Regions from separate parts of the Homo sapiens genome. Here region 2 is linked to region 1. A link is a contact called in ENCODE Hi-C or POLR2A ChIA-PET data. All regions are on one chromosome and are shown on one strand. The core of a region is the stretch at or near the end of the contact, and the rest is flanking DNA. Distances in the headings are between cores, read along the strand shown.

Evidence for each region. A loop is a pair of places that touch in the nucleus more often than their neighbours do. ChIA-PET counts read pairs that join two places held with the same protein, here RNA polymerase II (POLR2A). Pooled maps may share reads with other maps.
Region 2: a loop to region 1 is called in a map of psoas muscle, with 4 times the contacts of the local background. The contact joins two enhancer-like sites. A Hi-C loop is called at or near these places in 4 of 168 maps with a recorded cell type or tissue (IMR-90, ascending aorta, naive thymus-derived CD4-positive, alpha-beta T cell and 1 more) and 2 of 50 pooled maps. POLR2A ChIA-PET finds 5 or more read pairs at or near these places in 2 of 52 experiments (IMR-90 and Panc1).

What each region holds. Positions count from the first base shown.
Region 1 is chr7:70,090,084-70,095,059 of GRCh38, reverse strand. The region is part of intron 2 of AUTS2 (activator of transcription and developmental regulator AUTS2); the gene reads right to left. Among named protein-coding and RNA genes, the nearest start is that of AUTS2, 490 kb to the right of the region's middle. Within about 2 kb of position 2,264, at least 3 of the 41 ENCODE cell types and tissues checked have a DNase peak (open chromatin) inside an H3K27ac peak, as active enhancers do; they include psoas muscle, where a contact is called at or near this core.
Region 2 is chr7:70,153,385-70,158,360 of GRCh38, reverse strand. The region is part of intron 4 of AUTS2 (activator of transcription and developmental regulator AUTS2); the gene reads right to left. Among named protein-coding and RNA genes, the nearest start is that of AUTS2, 560 kb to the right of the region's middle. Within about 2 kb of position 2,085, at least 2 of the 41 ENCODE cell types and tissues checked have a DNase peak (open chromatin) inside an H3K27ac peak, as active enhancers do; they include psoas muscle, where a contact is called at or near this core.

The DNA.
Region 1 (4,976 bases), core at 1,015-3,514:
TTCCTTTCTTTAAGAACAGAATATCCTCTTTGCAGATCTCCCTGCGGGCTTGGTATTTGCAACATCAAACAGAACACACAAACCATTGCACCCACTTCCAAAAGCCTATTATACTGTCAACTGGCTTCCTAACTGCAACCAGGGGAGAAGGCTTACAGACTCCTAAGCTTCTCCCACACCCCTGGAAAGTATCCATAATTTCTCTAAGCTACCACTGCATTTTGTTTCACTAAAGAACTCCTAATAAGACAGGCAACATTCCACGGAGAAAAAAAAGCAACTTGAACTCACGAACTATAAATCTCATCTCCCTTTTATTTCTTATTACCTCTCAGACTTTCAATTGTTGGCAGGGTCTGAGGATGGGGTACTGCCATGCAACCCTACCAATGAGCCATTTCCATACTGCTTTATGGATCATAATAAAATTCAGATGCACAAAAAAACAAATCCAGGGCAGGGCAAGAGCTGTAGCAGTATCTTATGATATTGCATGATTTATGTTTTACTACTCGCATTGGGATGCCTAAGAAGGGCTAGAGTGAAAAGGGAGAAGAAAACAGACACAGACCGGTTTTTAACTTTCAAATCAAACAAGTATGTTCTGTATGTTTCCTTTGCTTCTTTAGAATCAATCCAAAGCCATACAAGCCCAAGGGGAAACTGTGGCTGTCAGCCTGTAGCAGCAGGAACTTACTTCCTTAATTGTTAACAGAGTTCATGAATACCTGTCCCAGGACACTACTAATGGGTTCCATGTAGGCAAAGGTTTCTAAAGCATACAGCAAAATGCAACAAGCATGCAGGGCGCATACACAAATATATATAAATACATACATAATTCCCCCTAGATTAAACATAAAACCATTTATATTCTCTAGATGTCCACATTTTCCTTTTTGCTTCCTGCAAATTTTCGTAGTTGGTTATTATAGGGAAAATGGGAAAGTCCTCAAAGGACTATTCATTGAAGAGATGGAAATGATGGAGTGACAATGAAAGAAAAGGGCACAAAGAGAGTCAATACATGCTTTCCTAACAGATGAGCATCTGTGCATCTAAAGTGAGTCAAATCACAAAGAGATTCTCCAATTTGCTTTATCTGGCCCCTAAGTACCTCTTCCAGGAAGGCTTAGCTGGCCTGACATAGCTGTGAAGGGTTCAATACACACAAGGAGTAGTTATAACTTGAAAACACTAAATAAATTCTGGGTAAATTCTTCAAAGGTTATTGGGTTTAGATCCTTCACACAAGTTCTACATTCACACAGTGACATACTCTATAAACAGCTTACATGTTCCATGACACCTCTGTGTTAGCAAGGGTCATTTCTTTTTGATACAGAATCTCCTGGCCTTAAGCCCAGGCAGCCTAGCAGCTGAAAAGGGGTGACTCACTCAGTGTGAAATGCATTAGACACAGCTCACCTGTACATGTCCTTCGTGTCTCCTCATAATCTCCTTTCTCTCCACTTCTAAGTTAATCTTTCAACTTATAAATTGATAAGAAATGTATCCACTGTGGATAATTTCTTCCCTCTAGAGATGGCTTTTCTCTCATGCAAAGCCTGTCCATAAAAGTGAAGGAAGTCAGACAAGTGAATCATCCATCTTGTTTTTTAAAAATCCAACTGAAAATGTTGCCTAGGCCCATGGGTATTACTGAGCCAGGCAGAGATTACCACCCATAATTTTTTACTTTTGATTTTTATTTAACAACTCATTTGTATAACCACGATGAATGGAGGCAGCAGACCTGAAGAGATTTGCAGCTGAAGTCCTATCAAGTTGGAAGGTTATGTCAGCTGCCGAGTCTGGAAATGGAGCCCTGCACAGCAAGAAAACGATGAGAGATTGGTTACAGCCATAAGTAATTGATCTGTCTGAAAATACGGGCTACGAATCATGGGATTAATGCTGGTACTCCAGCTGGGCTGCATTGCTCATTTCCCTCTAGCTCTCTGACAACAAAGACATGCCTGTTTCTCCAGGGACAAGAAATTTTTATTAAAATCTTTATACAACGTAGCAGCAAAGACTCTGTAAAAGCATCCTAGAGATTTGGGGAGGAGGGGAGGTGCAGGCATCATAAGGACACCATCCTACAATTTTCGTTTGATCTGGTTTTCATTTCAAAGCAGTCACCAGCCTGCTTCCCATGGCCAAATGTACTTGCCCCTCAGCTCTGCCGACATGGAGAGGGGGCCCCGCGAGTGGTGCTCCTAGCTGAGATGTGGATGAATAAAGCGGTGGAGAGCTGCAGGCAGAAATAAAGTGGGAAGGCATCCAAAACCGCAGCTGTGCTGGCCCATTAAAAAGCTGAGACTCATTCTGCTGTTCGACCTCATGCTTATCACCACATAACTATTCATCAAAGAAATTTCAGTGCAATTAATTAAATTATTCCCATGTCTGTGCCACAGAGTCGTTATTCCAATATCAGCTTTCACTCACACTCTCTTAAGCTCATGTCTGCATGCCAAGTCACTACTCTGGGGTTGTCCAGTCTCAATAAAGCTGTGCTCCTCACCACTCACACAGGCTATCATTTCTCTTTTTTATTGCCATTTATTTTCCACTAGGATTTTGCTGCCAGTGTATTGGCAGGACTTCCAGTATATGGATGTAATGAAATCTACCACAGACACTTAACACGGGGTCAGGATAGAGCTCAGCTCATGTGAAGCAGTAATATAATAAACAAATGCTTTCAGAAGGAGGATTTTATCAGCTCAAAAACAGGACTTGGTATCCTCTGATACCAAGTGCAGAAAAAGTTGGAGTCATTTGAAAATTCCTGCGATAATTAAGTTTACGGCTAAAATATGCCTAACATGAGAAATCTGAGCTACAGCACAGATTCCTTTTCATCTGTCAAAGCTGGTTTATTAAAAAGGAAGGAATAAAAATGTACTGGTGAGATTATGTTTTTTAAATATAATCTTAGGAGTATTAAAATACTCCTAAGTATTAAAAATAATACTTAGGAGTCACAGACCTGTAACTGGCACACTAATATAATTTGGGGGATATGACGATTGCCTGTCAAACTTTGCTATAGCTACAAGAAAATGTAAATGAGATTAAGAGTATAATCCCCCCTACTTGATAGCTAGCAGGCAAATATTTAAGGCTCTTCTCTTTCCCTTGTATGTCACCACAGCAAATTACAGGATTGGAACAAAGTGAACACCTATCATCTTAGCACTAAATTTTATATTCCTACATGTTGGGTATAAATCCAACATTGGAAAGATGTAGACAGAACTTCAGGAATCTCCGTACTAACTCAGAAATGAAAAGTACGTGCTCAGATGATTACCACAGGACCCAGAAGGGCCACCATTTCAGGCTTATGAAGCACTTATCCTTCATCTGCCAAGAATCTCAGGAGGTAGGAAAGCCAAAAAGAAGAACAGTGACTGTAACAGCAGAGTGGTTTAGTACCTGGCTTCCTTGAAAACCTCAGCAATCCCAGAGTTTACAAGAGAAAACAGACAATGTTCTTTTCCAAGTGTCGAGACTTGATTCTGTCACTATAAACATCAGATTCCTGGTAGTAACTTTTATATGACCTATTAAAAAAAATTTATAGGACCTGGAGTGTATTTTGTAAATGGGTCCATTAGGTAAAGAAATTACTAGCTGAGGAGAATCAGAATAGTCCTATGAGGATAAAACATTTTCTAAATTTGATGAAAGCTATAAAACCACAAATCTAAAGGCTCAAAGAACCCTAAGCACAAGAAACATAAAGAAAAGTACACCAATGCAGATCATAAAAAAATTGCTCAATACTAGTGATAAAAGAAATTCTTAAGAGCATCCAGGGGAAAAATGACAGGTTATATACAGAGGTTAAAGATTAGAATGATACCTAATTTTCTTACTTAAAAAATGCAATTGCAAAGACTGTGAAACATTTTTACAGTACTGGGAGAAGGGAAAAGAAAGTATCAACCGCTAGTTCTATGCACAACTAACATGTCTTTTAAAAATTAAAGTAAAATGAAGATGTTTTCAGATATACAAAAGCTGAAAGAATTAATCACCAGTAGGCCTGTACTTCAAGAAACGTTAGGCCAGGTGTGGCAGTTCATGCCTGTAATCCCCAGCACTTTGGGAGGCAGAGGTGGGCAGATTACTTGAGGTCAGGAGTTCCAGACCAGCCTGGCCAACATGGTGAAACCCCATCTCTACTAAAAATACAAAAATTAGCCGGGCATGGTGGTGCACATCTGTAGTCCCAGCTGCTCAGGAGGCTGAGGCAGAAGAATTGCTTGAACCCAAGAGGCGAAGGCGGCAGTGAGCTGAGATCATGCCACTACACTCCAGTCTGGGTGACCGAGACTCCGCCTCAAAAAAAAAAAAAAAGACAGAAATCTTAAAGGATAACCTTTAGGAAGAGGGCAAATGGTATTACATAGAAATGCATCTATGTAAAGAAGAATGAAGAGCACCAGAAATTGTAGCACAGCTAGCAGCCTGGCCAATATGGTGAAATCCCATCTCTACTAAAAATACAAAATTTAGCTGGGCATGGTGGTGCGCACCTGTAGTCCCAGCCAGTCGGGAGGCTGAAGCAGAAGTATCGCTTGAACCCAGGAGGTGAAGATTGCAGTGAGCTGAGATTGTGCCACTGCACTCCAGCCTGGGTGACAGAGCAAGACTTCGTCTCAAGAAAAAAAAAAAATTTATATTATGTAAGTTTCTTCAAAGAACAATTAACTAATTAAATATCAATAACAATATAGTATAGACTTTAGAACATATATAAAAGTAGAATTGTGTGACAACAAGAGAGTTGAAACAAAAGTATACACTTGTAAGATTCTTATGGTATACATGAATGGGTAGTATATCACTTGAAGGTATAAGTTGAAGATATGGTATAACCCCAAAACCAACAATTAAAACCAAAAAACAAAGACCTACAGCTAATAAGCCAAGAAAGGAGATAAAATGGAATCATTAAA
Region 2 (4,976 bases), core at 836-3,335, 63 kb before region 1:
AATTTTTCCTGAAGTTCTTGCCTCCAATCTCATGCTTACACAGCCATCTTCCACAAAACTAACTGAGTGAGCTATCTCTCACACACATCTAATAAATTCTACAACATGAAACCCTTCAGTGGCTCTACATCACTTGCACTATGAAATGAAAACTCTTTAACAAGACTTGTCAAGACCACTTGGGATCTGGCTCCTTCCTATCCTCATTCCTGTAATTTCTAAGCATTCCAACAACATCTCCAGGTCCTCCAAATAACCAGGCCCCACACTTTGGGTCTTTCCAAATGGTGCTTCATGGAATGCAACCTCCTCCCCCGCCATGACCACTACAACTTTACATAAATCAGGTTAACCTCCACTCCCTCTCCAAGAACCAGATCAGGCATTCCCAGTTTGTACAGCAGTACTCATGAAAGAGATAACTGTCACTCACATTGTAATTGTCTGCTCCAAAGTCACCTCTCCTCCCACTCCCATTGTAAGGCCATGAACTTATTAAGGTAGTGGTTCTCAAATGAGGTAGAGCCCCAGCAGGTGGAATTTTCAAAGTCCCCATGGATATTCCAGTTTAAAAATCCAGCCCCTGAGGACAGCAACTATAAAACCCTTCAGTGGCTCTACATCATGTTTGCTATAAAATGCTACCTTTTAAGAAGACTCATCATCATCCAGCTATCTTCAGATCCTGAAGTGCCTGGGTCACTTTAGGATCTAAACAAGGGTGAAGAGAATGAACAACAGAAAAGAGCCAGGTGTGGTGGCTCATGCCTCCTAGCACTTTGGGAGGCCAAGGTGGGAGGATTGCTTGAGCCTAGGAGTTCAACACCAGTCTGGGCAACATAGGGAGAGACCCCCATCTCTTAAAGAAAAAATAAATAAATAAACAAATAAATAAATAATAAAACAATAAAAAATTAGCCAGGCATGGTGGCATGTGCCTGTGGTCCCAACTACTTTGGGAGGCTGAGATAGGAGGATCGCTTAAGCCCAGGTGGTTGAGGCTGCAATGAGCCAAGATTACACCACTGCATTCCAGCCTGGGCAACAGAGCAAGACCTGTCTCATGAACAAAACAAAAAAAGGAGAAAAAGAGAGCATACAAAGAAAAATACCAGAGGTTGAGTATGATAAAACTGATGAAAGCTGATTAAAAAGTGATGAAAAGCTGGAACAGTTTATCAGAAAAGAGAAAATACTAAAAAGTGACAAATTCTTAGAAAATTATAGAAAAATGCAGTCAGACTAAATTAAAATGTCAATTTCACTTGCTTTTTTTTTTGGTAAGACGGAGTCTTGCACTGTGTCACCCGGGCTGGAGTGAAATGGCACAATCTTGGCTCACTGCAACCTCTGCCTCCCAGGTTCAAGCGATTCTCCTGCCTCAGCCTCCCAAGTAGCTGGGACTACAGGTGCCTGCCACCACGCCCAGCTAATTTTTTTTTTTTTTTTTTTTTTTTTTTTTTTTTTTTACTTTTAGTAGAGATGGGGTTTCACTATGTTGGCCAGGCTGGTCTCATACTCCTGACCTCGTGATCCACCTGCCTCGGCTTCCCAAAGTGCTGGGATTATAGGCATGAGCCACCACGCCAGGCCTTGACTTGCTTTTTCACAATGATACAAAGGACTTTTATGAGGTGAGAGTACAAAGCTGAAAAATTGTTCCCTAAGCACAAAAATGACTAAACAAAAATAAAATGAACATAACTGGAAGTGGTGAGGTCTTGTGGAGAGAGAAGGAATCACAAACATTCTCAACTATACAACCACCAGGATAGGTTATGGAACTGTCACCTCCACAGGAGATCTGCTTGCAAACGATGGTTCTAGCTGAGAGTTCACCTAAAGTCCAAAGGATTAACTCGGAAATCTCTTGGGTTGCCTCTGAGCTCAGGAAGATGCAAAAGTGGGGATTTGGGATTATCTACAGTCCTACTTCACAATTTTGTCCTCATATTTGAGCCCAGAGAAAAGCTCTCTTCTATACAGCCATTGCCGCCCCTACAGATTCACTTTCCAATTCCCCAAAACAGGGCATTCTGGGAAAGCAATTGCTTTGGCTGAAATTTGATAGGCACAGGTGGCACCGCCAGCTGCAAGTAACTTAGCTCTTACTGGCATTGCCACATCTCTTGGACTTTGCATATTCTATGTCAACAGAGAGAAGTACAGGGGAAGAGGAGCCAAGAAGAGAAGAAAGTGAGAGTGTGGGAGAAGTAAGGGCATCCTCATGGTGCAGGTTCACTGAGGCTGTCACTTGTGTTCATTCTTTTGTAAACAGGGCTAGATGAAGTTATGGATGGAGACAATCCGGTCAGACACTGGGTCAGCACTACCCACGTGTCAGCAGACAAAACCAACAGGAGAAAAAAACAAAACAAAACAAAACAAAACCAACAGGATCCTTCAGATGTCCTTTCCAAGCCAGAAACTGGTATCACTTCCTGCCTGCCAGATAGTGAGATTCTGGGATTGACATTCTATTCCAGGTGAAAGTGATTCTTCTACACATGAACTCACACGGGCTCCTCTCTTACCTCCAAAGAGGTATAGTGGCCAGTCCTTTTTTCTCTGAGCTCTTGAATACTTGGTTACCCTAGTAGAGTAAACACAGGCTCCAGTTTAGCAAATTCAAGCCCAAGGGAAGGGATATTTGGGGCTCATGCTTTGAAAGTTGAGTATTTGGGGCTCAGGCTTTGAAAAGCTATGAATTATTTATTTTTCTGGTGGTCCCTTCACAGCCTTTGATTTCTAGTAAAGATAAGGATGGCCAGAGACGGATACCGAGAAAGGATTAAAAACAAACGGCACACAGCTATCAGCAGAGGCTTTACTGGCACAAGAGTGCCAGTTTTCTCCTTCTAAATTACAAATTCCCTGATCTCTGAAAAAAAAAAAAAAGTCAAGGGCCCTTCAAGGACTCTGCTACCACCTGTATGTTGAGGCCACAATCAAAGTAAAGACCACATTCAAGAGCCCATGCAGTCAGAAACTTGATTTTAAAAGATTTTCTCTTTCTACCTCTTTAATTACCTCCTGGCCCCAACTTCCTAGGAGCCTTGCACTGTCTCTTGAAAGTAGAATCCTGACTGAGATTCTAGGACATGCCTTATTCCCAGATCGAACCCTCCCCAGAGCTCAGCCCACGGTTTTCCTCACTGTTCTCCCCAAATGATGTATGGGTCTTGCTTGAATGAGACCACTCTAAATGAGCAACATACCACCATAACAGTGCCACCAAAGATGACCACTCTCTAGAAATATTCCTGGGCAAATGTTATTTTGAGGCCCATTCCTATAATGAAACATCCACCTGGGAAGAACAAAACCAGGCTGGCAGCAGAAAGTGTGCTTGCTGTGCTGTCAGCTGCTCATTCACCAAACCTGTAAAGCAGGTCCCAGGGGGGCTCTGACAGCTCCTACAACTAACCCATCAGTCAAACATATGATGCTACAATTTGATCCAAGAAAGCAAGTATCAATTATATCCTTCCAATACTAAAAGGGAAAAAAAAAGCACCCAACCAACCATAGCCAAAGAGATAATAGCAGCGAGTTTCACTCTGAGGCTGATCCAGCTGATCTCCTGGTTACCATGTGCTGCACTCCAGCCTCCAAAGTCACCATGAGTCAAGTGGAGAGCGCTGATCATGGTTCATGCCAGTGGCATTGTTTGTACAACCTACAACCTTCATGTGAGGAAATGTAGTCTGCTCAGTTCAGGACAGGAGGTAGACCAGAAACTGAGCTGAATCCCTGACGAGAAAATAAACTGCTAAATATTGTCATATTAAAGTAGTCTAACAGAAAAAGTTAAGAATTAAAAAAAAACTAACCTTGTTTCCCTGTCTCCTTAAAGGGAGCAGCTTTCAGAAATCACTAGATTCAAGTTTCAATTGTTACCATCTTGAAAATAACAAATATCTATAGATCTCTCTTTATAAAAATGTATCTTTTAAATATACAAAACCCCTCTTTTGCTTATTAGATCTGGTCAACCCCTCACTGAATTCCTTCCACACAAGTCAAAGGAAAAAATTATTTTTCCCTTTTCCTCTCTCATTTTTGCTGGCATACCAACCTTCCAGCCCCCAAAACCTACAGAAATTGCTTGTCTGATGGACACTTTTTTCTTCAGGAAATGACATAGTGACATAGGTAAAAGGTGATTTGGATAGACTGCTGTGTCACAAATTGTCAGGATCTGATTTAGAGACCTTGCTTTTGTCAAGAAAGACAGTTGGATGTCTGCTTTAAAGAAGTACTGGGAATATTTTCATCAAAGGTTTGAATTGAAAAACAGTGGGAGGTAAATATCTGAGATGTTGCCGAGAAAGACTGCTATATCTGTGCAATTACCATTAACAGAGGACAGCAGTGGTTCAATGAAGTAATTCAATCTGGTGGCCTACATTTTATCAGAGAGCAATTTTGAGCTCTGACATAAAAGCCAGCCAAAAAAAGGATTGGGCTCTTTTGTATGCATTTTCTCTCCCGTAATTCTATAAAACAGGACATATTTGCCTTATAAAGCCCAATCATGAATTTTTGAACATTTAACAAAGGACCATGAGATATTTCTCTGATGAAAACATGCATTTTGACATTCTTCAGAGTAAGTTTTGTGTGTAGCTGTCTGAGCTAGAGAGGTATTAAAGTGCAGTAGGCTGGTGTATTTAAAACACAGAAAGATAGGAAAAGAGGCAGACATCTCAGGGTGTTAACAACAGCAGGGAAATAGTTTTTATAATCATTTTAAAACAGCTTTACTGAAGTATAAATGAAATATAATAAACTGCACATATTTAAAGGATAAAATTTGATAAATTTTGACCTATAAATATATCTGTGGAGCCATCCTGACAGTCATGATAATGAACATACCCATCACCTACAAAAGTTTACTCCTGCCCCTTGGTAATGCCTCCCTCCCAATTCTGTGCCTGCCTCTCCAAGCAACCACTGATCTACTTTATGTC